2 separate regions of the Homo sapiens genome follow, and region 1 is linked to region 2. A link is a loop called in an ENCODE intact Hi-C map of the cell type or tissue named here. Cell type or tissue: Caco-2. All regions are shown on one strand. Each heading gives the region's core, and the rest is flanking DNA. Links, peaks and the distances in the headings are about the cores only.

Evidence for each region. A loop is a pair of places that touch in the nucleus more often than their neighbours do. Peaks named below come from ENCODE experiments on the same cell type or tissue, not always from the same donor. Only the 100,000 strongest peaks of a DNase experiment are listed, where the experiment ranks them.
Region 1: a loop joins it to region 2, with 24 times the contacts of the local background. A loop is called at or near these places in 1 of 110 quality-filtered maps.

What each region holds. Positions count from the first base shown.
Region 1 is chr11:81,162,532-81,167,926 of GRCh38, reverse strand. No RefSeq gene overlaps it. Among named protein-coding and RNA genes, the nearest start is that of LINC02720, 400 kb to the right of the region's middle. In Caco-2, for the core only: no CTCF peak of the experiment used is centred there; no DNase peak of the experiment used is centred there.
Region 2 is chr11:80,725,364-80,730,758 of GRCh38, reverse strand. It overlaps LOC105369409 (a long non-coding RNA gene), which reads right to left. Exons shown (of 3, transcript XR_001748502.2): 2 at 2,350-2,398. Among named protein-coding and RNA genes, the nearest start is that of LINC02720, 35 kb to the left of the region's middle. In Caco-2, for the core only: no CTCF peak of the experiment used is centred there; a DNase peak (open chromatin) is centred at 3,198.

The sequences.
Region 1 (5,395 bases), core at 302-5,301, 440 kb before region 2:
AAGGTACCAGTCACAAAGTAATTATTCAATACATGTTAGCTATAATTATTACTATTATTTTTACTGATATCGTTATAATTCTAGAATAAGGAGCTTTTCGATTACCTATTACCCTTGCCCCTGGTTCACAATATCTATATCTTTATATAGCTGGCTTCTTAATGTTAAGTCTAGCTTAAATATCACCATTAAAAAGAAATTTAAGACTACACAACATCAAGAAATTCCATGGGTACTCTGTCATATCATATGCTTTATTTTCATTGTAGCACTTATTAGTGTTAAGCATTTTCTTATTTATTTCATTTGTTTAACTGTCTATAGAAAATATCTAGATTCATGCCTGATATAGAATAGATACTCAACAAAGGTTTGAGCCGTGAACAAATTTATCTCAACAAATTCCTAACAAGAACAATATGACTTTAAGATCACAATAATGATAACAAACAGTATGTAAATGTTAGTACTCCTAGTGATAGCTAACATGTATTGACCACTCACTACGTACTAGGCATGGTACTTTTTATATGTAGTATGCATTTTAATATTTACAACAGCTGAGACATGGGAGTTTCATTATAGGCATTCTAAAGAGGTAAAAACTCAGATTTGGAGATGTTAAATAATTTATTTAAGATCACAGACTTAATAAGTAATAGAGATATGGCTGGAAGTTATGTTTTCTTACTCAAAATCCATTTTCTCAATTACCATGTTACAAAAAAGCAAACAAAAATAAGCACATTTCACCAATGGAAAAATTAGTGCAGGGGACCAAGAATGAGAGTAAGAAGTCAATAAATGGATAAAATTTAAATGTAAAAGAATATGTACATGTATGCTTAAAACACAAGTACTAACAAACCATCTAAAATGATACAAATTAGCTCCATTGATTATGTATAGGCATTCTGGTATATAAATCCTAAACATGTCTTTACAAATCTTTATGAAAATACAATGTCTATTTGAAAGAATGAAATAAATCAACCTTATGTCTCATTTAAACCCAAATTTTCTTGTGCTGAAATAACTGTGTCCCACCATAGAGTATGTTTTAATTCTTTTTTCCTGTTCTCATTCATCTGTGAAAAGCACTTATACATTATTTATATTACTGCCATTTTCTGAAGAAGGTTTGCTCTTTTAAATTTCTGTGTGCTTCTTCATCGGCTTTACTGTTACAGGAAAGAGATTTCTTTTATTTATCTTTTCTGAGCTGCGTGTTCTGTATTTATGAACATTTTATAAGTAAGCATTTGTTACTGTACAAATGTTCCCATATTTTTGAGGGTTTTTTTTTTTCACAAAGGTACAAGATAGTGCAAGGTATTTTTGTCAAGAGTGTAAGCTACTCCTAGGGGTCTAATTTTTATGAGTTTATGTAACACTATTTGTAATTTAATTTACAGTATTAAAAATTAGCATGTGATTAATATGGGAAATATTTCTGGAATTTATGTTTCTTCTCAGTTATTATCATCACTGAAGGGACATCTTTGAACTGGTATGGTATAATGCAGGGCTTATTTTACCTCATTTTACTTTTGCTTTTGAGTTTTATGAAAGCATTCAGAGTGACATAATATAGCAGAATGAACACTAGACTGGGATTAAGAACATATAAATTCTAGTGTAGATCCCATCATAAAACTAGGAATGTGATCTTGATTATTTCACCAAAAATTTTAGGAGCTTGATACCCTTACATATAAAATGAAGATGACACTCTCCTTATCCATTCCTAAGAGGTCATCTGTGTCTTCTGGGGATTGCTACAAATCAAAGACATTTTAAAAGCTTAAAATAGTAAATAAATACTATGTGGTAAGAGCAGTAGTATTATTAACATTTTTATAATACATATTTTTATTTTGGCCAAATTAGTTAAATACCGCCTGTGAAACAAACAAGAAACGCACAAAAACTCACCATAAATCTCTATTTAGTTTAGTCCACTTTTTAATTTTAAAATAGTGGACTGACAAACAAAAATTGTATATATTCAAGGTATAAAACATGGTCACTTGATATATGTAGACACTGTGTATTGATTGCCATAGTCAAATTGATTAATACATCCATCACTGCCCATAGTTACAGTGTGTTGGAGGGAGAGATGGTGTAAGAACACATAAAATCCACTCTCTTACCAGATTTTGCCATGGTCTTGGGGGTGGGAAAAATGAAAAAATGTTAGTCTACCATTTAAAAAGAAAATAAAATGAAAATTCTGAAACAGGCTTACCTTTTGTAATCCTCACTAGATAGAAATAAAACTTGTTAGATTTAAGTGGTAGCAAATGCCGTTCAGATTTTTAATTAACAGAACCATTTAGATGATTTATTAATACAAAAAAGCTACTCTAAACCACCATTTAGAGTATGTGTTTAAAAAAGAAAAGCAAAGTGCCCTTATCTGCATTTTTTTTTAAAGTAAGCTCTGTATACTGGTTAAAGGCCCCGTTTCTAGAGCTAAAATCTTGGGTTTGGAGCCTGAGTTTAGCTTTTAGCACCTCTGTGACCTCAAAAAGAAAGCTTCACTTGCCTTTTCCACTGGGAGGCAGCAAATAAGAATATCTTCATGGCTGAGTAGTGTTTGTATGGATGGGGAAAGAGGGAAGGTGAGACAGAGGACATAAACTTAATGAGGAAATGTGGTTATTATGTTTCAGAGAGTTTGAAAGTTTTATTCAATTTTTTTTTTTTTACACCTGAAGCCATTCTCCTTTATATACTGCAATTGTAATTTTCTCTTGGATTTCAAAGAGATTGAAAAAGTTCTAAGAAGGAAACCACACAGAAACAGATTGCATGGTGAGGCAGATTATACATGTCGACACGAATGATTTTAGGAGAAAAATAAAAACTAATTTTTTTTTTAATGAAAGAAAGGACAATGTCAGGTCATCTATATTCTTCTGTCAGTCATTCCTACATTGCCTCCCAGAGACGATCCCTCACCTATCTTTTGCCATATACTGTATGTCTAACAGGAAGACTTTTTGAATATTTCCTATGGTAGAAAATAATTCAAATTGTAATTTTTGTATAAAAAAATCTTCATGAGCATGTACCATTGTCCTAAAGAAGCAGGTGTTACAAGTACTTGATTGTGGGTAGCCTTTATTTTTATCAAGAAAAAGTTTTCTCTTAGAGCTTGCGATTACTGAATGTCTAGTATGTGAGGGGCATTATCTGTGGAGCTGAATGAACTATACTAAAATAATACATTGTTTCAAGGACTAATGAAATAATCACATTTGGTTTTGTCTTCTTTAGATTTAAGATTTTTTTAGACATGATTATTAAGACTTTTTTTTCTTCATTTGGTCAACACTAGACTAAATCACAAAAATAAACATTTGGAAATACAAGAAACCAGTGTAAAGTACAGTACAATTTCAATAGAACATGCTAATCCTGAGTAATTGTTGAAGACATATTTTTGTGAAATGGTAAAACATTTCTGCTCCTTTTATATTTGACTCGTACTTTCATCTCTTGTCCCGGGTGGTCACACATACCTTCACATGACCAAAACCTATCTATTGAGAAATTTTTATATATATTCAGATTCTAAATGAACCTTTCTTAAATTCACCTATTGTAATTTGTTAATTCTGTTGCCCTTCAAAAACAAGTTCAAGATCAGAATGAAGACTTTTTAAAATACTTTTTAACTTTAGACTCTTAAATATGCTGCTATTCTTGAGATTCCACAGATACTAAATATCTTGGGAATTCTATAAAGAAAAAAGTTTAAAGTAAAATTTGTTTACCTGCCTACATTGGAATGAATCATAGCATTGTTTCTAATTTTAGTTGCAGCTATGATAATGCCATGGAGAAGGATAATTGGGTGAAACGGACCATTCTGGCTGGAATTCATCAGCCTCTCATGCACATCTCAGCTCCTTAATGCTGAATATATTCAGGGATGTGTTTCCAAGACCCCAGGGCTTTTTTTTTTTCCTCCTTCTTTGTTCTCCTCTTCTAAGGTTTCTTTTAAAACATGTGCAGTCTTTCTTTACCATCCATCTTCCCTTTTCTCTTCCCTACCCCATGGTATCTCTGTTTCCAATTCATAGTGACCAAAATCATTATATAATAGTCTTCACTTTCCACTGTTAGTTACTTTGTGTTACTGGGCTTCAGTATCACAGCAGGAAGTATATTTTACAAATCTGTCTTGAAATAAGCATATTTAATTGTGTAAGGCTTAGAAAATTTAGGAAGATATTATATAATTACTGACCAGTATTGTGATCAACTATATAATTATAAACAAGTAATTATTAATTTTTCAGATAATATAAGGACACAAGGATGATCATGCTTTTACAGTAAATCAATAAAAAGAACAATATTATAGAAATTTCTGAGCAATGTTTACAATAAAAAGATGGTATTTTAGCATTCACTGGATTGATAAATGTAGTAGGTCTTAATCTTCATAAGAATTTTTTAGCTTCTAGTTCTGTCTTGAGCTGATATGATCATAATAGCTGTCATTTGTATAATGTTTAAGAGTTTATCAGCACTTTCTACTCTATTACTTATTTCAAGCCTAATAATCATTTGTTAAATTAAATAGCCCTTATTTTGTAAATGGGAACACTGTGACTACAAAAGACTAGGCAAATTGCCTAGGTCAAGCATGGATCTCAAATTTAATCAATCGCTTCCTTGGCACCCTTAGAAGACAGCTTTTTCTGTGGTGGCATAGTTTTGTACATGCGCACATTTGAACCCAATTACAAACTTTAAAATGTCACTGGGTTTGGACCCCGTTTTTCCAAGATAAATGTCATTTTCACTGGGAAATTATCAAGTCACTTACAAGCAGCTTTCTTAAAGAGAAGCTACCTGCTATTAACTCTTCATGTTTCTGTCTTCTTTAGGTGAAGGCAATAATTCAAGTAGGGGAATGAAGGAGATCAGTTCTGCCTTTGCAGTGGATATCTGATGTTGAATCTTTTCTCCATATCCTTAATATATACATGATATTACAGAAGGTTTGAAACCTTTATCTGCAGTCTAATTTTCTCATCCATGTGAGGTTAATAAACATATTTGCCTCACAGACAATAGTAGACTGTGAAGATTAGGTGATTTGAAACATGAGATTGTCCAAGTCCAGTACCTTGCACATAGTAGAATTTTAATAAATGACATTTCTCACTTTCCTATTCCTTTACTAAATGTAATTTCACATTTTTTCAGCCTTTCTGTATATAAGAACCATTGATGGTGTCCTTCAAGTCTTAAAATTCCCAAATCAGCAGTAAGTTAATCAGTAAGTATATCAGCAACAGTTCCAATCCCAAACTACTGCTGTATCTATATAAAGTATATAAAATTGCTATACATTATTCATTATATAAAGAAT
Region 2 (5,395 bases), core at 206-5,205:
TGGGCACAGTGGCTCACACCTATAATCTCAGCACTTTGGGAGGCTGAGGCGGATGGATCATTTGAGGTCAGGAGTTCAAGACCAGCCTGGCCAAAATGGTGAAACCCCATCTCTACTAAAAATACAAAAATTAGCCAGGCATGGTGGTGTGCACCTGTAATCCCAGCTACTTGGGAGGGTGAGGCAGGAGAATTGCTTGATCCTGGGAGGCGGAGGTTGCAGTCAGCCAAGATCGCACCACTGCACTCCAGCCTGGATGATAGAGTGAGACTGTGTCTCAGGAAAAAAAAAAAAAAGAAGAAGAATGATAACAGCATACACTTTATAAGAACACTGGGTGGTTTAAAGTAAAATGTGTATCAAAGCACCTATCCTGAGCTTGGTACATAGAGTTGATCTGTAGATGTTTGCTTCTTTCTAAGTGCCGTTTCCTGAAGATAATTCAGAAAAAGAGCTCTCTGCCTACTTCAGTGACTATGCCAAGGGTTTTAGAGCAGAGCATCTCAAATTCAGGAATCCCTTGAGAATTTTGTTAAATGCAAATTCCAATTCAATAGGTTTTGGATGGGGCCTGAGACTTTGCTTGTCTAATGAGATCCCAGGAGATAGTTATGCTGGTCTTCTATGACCACATTTTCATCAACAAGGTTTGTATTGTTTATCTTTTGTGCTGTTATTAAGTACCTCCAGTTCCAAGTCAATTTCTTCCTCCTTGCTTTTATACCAAACAAAAAACAGCTGTTTTCAGAATCACAGGTGGTGGTGATATTGGACACCTTCCCAACACACTGAATGCTTATTATTTAAAAAAAAAAATTGAACAGGAGAAAAAACCTATATAAACAATTACAGTTACACTAGTGAGCATGCCTCTACTGCTTTAGAGTTTACAGTGTGCAATCCCAGAATATTATAGCAGATATTCTTTGAAAGTCTACTATGTCTAAGGCAGTGAGGGAACAGAATCTCATGATGCTCATAAATTTGCAGGACAGAAGAACAGGAAATTTAGTGACAACGGGATTATTTAATAGCATCTATAGTAGTCGTATAGTCAAAATCATACTACTAATCAATTAGTAGGCTTATTAATCAATGATTAGGCTACTAATCAATTGACCTTTAGTTCACGGAAAGGGAGATTACTTCATTAAATCAACCAAATCTAATCACATTATTCTTTAAAAGCACAGAATTGTCTTTAACTGGTAGCAGAAGAGGAAATCAGAGAGATCCAAAGAATGAAAAATACTTGCTATTGTGGGTTTGAAGGTGAAGAGAGCCATGTGAGAAAGCAGCCATTCACAGTATCTTTTAAAAGATTGTATTGATATGACTCAGCTCAGGATTGAGGCACTCTACCAGGAGAGGATAGATAATATGCTATCTACCTATACTGTGCCTAATAAATCTTACAGCATCATCACTCCCTTCATCCTGTCAGTATCATTATTTAACAAAGATCTATAGTGGAAGTATGTTCAAAATCATACAGTAACATAGAGGTGGACATTTGTGTCTCCTGCAGAGGTAAGAATGAGGTGAGGGAAGACTTTCCAGAGGATATTATATCCTCCCAAGCATAACCATCATGATTATCTTTGTCATTGTCATGCATTGTCACCATCCTTACAATCATCAAATAGCATTATTTGACAACTTACTGCTTACCAGGTACTGTGCCAGGCAATGATATGCGTGATCCCAAACAATTCCCATAACCTCATCATGACTTTAGTACTGTTATTATCCCCATTCTATAGACAAGAAAATGATGCTTACCAAAGTAAAAGAGTTTGCTTAGTGTTAAACAGCAGGTCCTTAATTCAAACCCAGCACTTACCAAACAGCCTATGATCTTAATCATGATGCCACTACTACCTCATTTCATTTGATTCAAGATAATTGATCATAACAAGTTTTATAGATATGGCTGGAATGTTGTTTCCATTTTACAATTGAAGACCCTGAGGTTGATATACATTATTTTCCCAAGTAATTGTGTAAAATGTGAGAGCCATACTCAAAGGTTTCTAACTTCAAGTTTTACATTTTTCTATCACATTTTGTAGATCCTCAAATAAAAGTAAGATAGGCAAGTTATGAAGTCCATATACACATGCATTTATATTTGACATATGCATGCCAGAGAAACAGATCCCTTCATTTCACAGCCCACAGGTCTATAAATATTATTCTGCTCATTTCAAGTCTTTGAGTTAGTAATAGCATGGTCTGATTTTTATCTTTGGTTCCATTTTCCCTTTGAGCTTTATTTTTATTTCTCCTGCTTTTCTTGATTTTGGGGAAAGATTTTTTAACATTATTAACTCTACAGCTTTTACTCACCCTTTGAAGAGGTCCTACTGAGTAATGATCTTCTTTCACCTTCTGAATGCTGGAGAAGAAATTTTTATAAATATTATTGGCTGGAAGGGATGTTTATCTTTAGCTCAGGAAAGCATTATCACCTGTACCTCTTAGTTCTTTTAACTTTCTTTCCTCACTCTTTCTACTTCTTTGCATTGTCTTTCTTCTCACCTTTTCCTGTCTCTTTTTTTTTCTTTCCTCCTCACCATCGTCCCTTCTTTCTCCCTGACCTCTCTTCCTCTCTTGAATTTAGCAGGTAAACAGTGTATTCTCATTTAAAATTTCACAGTTGGTTTTCTGCATTTCTAAATAGTGTTGTGTAATGAACTGGGCTTTGCAGTCCAAACATAACCAGCTAATATTTTATCTTTACCTTTTGTTGACTTTGTAATCCTAGGCAAATTGAAGTCTCTTAGACTTAATTTGCCCTTTTAAAAAATGGAGGTAATAATACCTTTTCCATAATACAGATACAAATCTAATATTGCCTGAGAGAAGGTACATAATGGAAAACTCTCTTCCAGTTAAAGAAAATATTTTAAAACTGGGGCCAGGCATGGTGTTAGGCATTCCTTTTTGTGTTTGTCTCCATGAATTGGTATGGCTCAATCTTGCATTAGATTGTAAAATTCCTATTGGCAGAGACTGCTTCTCAGTCATATTTTGTCCCAGTTGCCCAACACAATATGTGATAGATGCTCAGTAAGTAGGATGTTTGTTAAATGGAGCCAAAAGTGAGGCCAGATCAAGCCGAGGATGCAGACTTTACCATCAGACAGCCTGGGTGCTCTCGTTTCACTTTCACCCCCAGAGCAGCCTCTGCTACAAGGAAAGCATCCAGGTTGGTCCCTCTGCTGGTGAGAGATTGTTGGCAGCATTTCCCTCTAAATTGGAGAGTAGAAGAAAAGACTGCTCGACCAGCTGTCATCAACAACTTAGAAAACTTAAATGTTTAGGCAATTATAAGTTTCCCTTGGTGTTCTCTAATGTTCTTTTCAAAGATACTATTTTTTTAATCAACTGCACAAAAGCCTCACAAAAATAGCACAGTGCTGTACTCCAGCCCACAAAGATGCAGAAGAACATGGTTATGCATTTCCACTCTGGAAACTTCTACATTGCTTTTGAGGCACTGCTGCCCACTCCTGACATGCTGATGCACCCAGGGTCTCTGCCCTGTGTTCCCAGAGTCTTGCTGACTCTACATTCTCTCCTTGAGCAAACAACAGTCATTCCATCTGACACCTCACAAAACTCTACACTTCTGATCTGGCTGTCCAAATTTACCCTACCTACTCATCACCTTTTAAATATTTTACAAATGTCTGACAGGCGCCTGAGTTCATCACAGGAATAAAGTTTATATTACCCATCTAAGCTCGTTCTCTTTCTGTATTTCCTACCTTAGAGAGTAGCGTAAGCAGCCACTTAATTCTCACAACAGTCATATGAGAAGATATTATTATCTTTGTTTTGCTCAGTAGAAACCTAAAACTTGAAGACATCAGTTAGATGTAAAGCAAAAGAGCCTGCCTTCAATCCCAGATCATCCTACTCCAAAACTGTGTCTCTTCCAGTAAGCTTTACTAGAAAGGGAAGAACAGAGAAGTAGAAGGAAAAAAAATTTGTTCATCAGTGGAGCAATTAAGATCCCCTAGCTATTGCTTCTAGTATCACTCAAATGAACCTATGTCTTTTCCTGGATCACCCACCCTGCTAAATAAATAGCATAAATTTAATGATATAATGAGATTGAAAATAATTGAAGTTATTTTATTTTATTCAATCACATTACATACCTTTTGAGATTACATCTGCAAGTACTCTCTGCTTCAGCCATTGCTGAAACAATTCCTTATTAATAGAAAATAATTTCATACTTCTAGCATGGTATAATCAAAACTAATAGAAAGAGGAAGTGACAAATTGACCTTGTACTCAAATAAGTACTAATTTGAGAACTTCCTATGAGCAAAACACCATTCTTGCCTTACATGCAAGGCATAGATAAAATAGCAAAGAGATTTCAATATTATTTATAAAGATAAGGCATTTTAAAAGTACATTGAACTGCTATTATCCTCTTTTTGTCATTGTCTAGATCATGAATGATGTTAAGGTTAGATGATATAGAGTCAGCCCAACATGGTACACTTAAAGGGAAGGGGGAAAATGTTAGGAGGATTTATAGGGCTTTGTTTGTGTTGCTAAGGGGTTTGTCAACTGTAAGAGACTATCTTGCCTTTTTGAGGTGGTGATTAATTTTTTGAAGACTTCTCTATTATCTAGGATTGCTATAATATTCATTATTTAAACTATTAAGTATACCTATCTTCATAAACTTTGTATTGAGAGTCTGATGGAAATAATTATTCAAAAATCCAAATTGACTTTATGTAATGCAGAAAGTAATGGGCAATATTTGCTCTGCATAATCTGCCATAGGCAAAAAGGTGCCTAGTAAAGGGAGAGGAGCTGCAAGACACTCAGATGGTTCTTCCTACAGACAAAACCATGAACGAGATCTCCATTGCCAGAAAGTTTTCTGCAGCTTTGAAGGTTCAAAAACATAGATCAATGGAAAATGTATGGGATTGAAAATCAGGTAGATCAGGGTTTGGACTTCATTCTGTACCCCTTTCTAATTAGTTACTTTGGGCAAGTATAATCATCTTTATGCTTAAGTTTCTACATTTTAAAAATAACATAAAACTTTATCAGTGACAGAGTTGTTGATGTTTAAATACTTGTTGTTGCTATTGTTAAGACCTTACCAAGTTCAGTGCTTCATACATGGAAGAAACTTAAGAAACTTAATATGTGGAAGAAACATAACTATAGCTCTTATGTTGCTATTTGTCTGTCAAATTCACACTGGCCAAGCTTGAGAGATTACTATATAAAGCAGTCAAGGTATTAAATAGGGGCATATCCCAATCATGTAAACAAAATTTATTGTCTTTTATGCAAAATGTTTTCCTCCCCAATGTAGAGATATAAGCCAGGTTAGCAAACATATATAAAT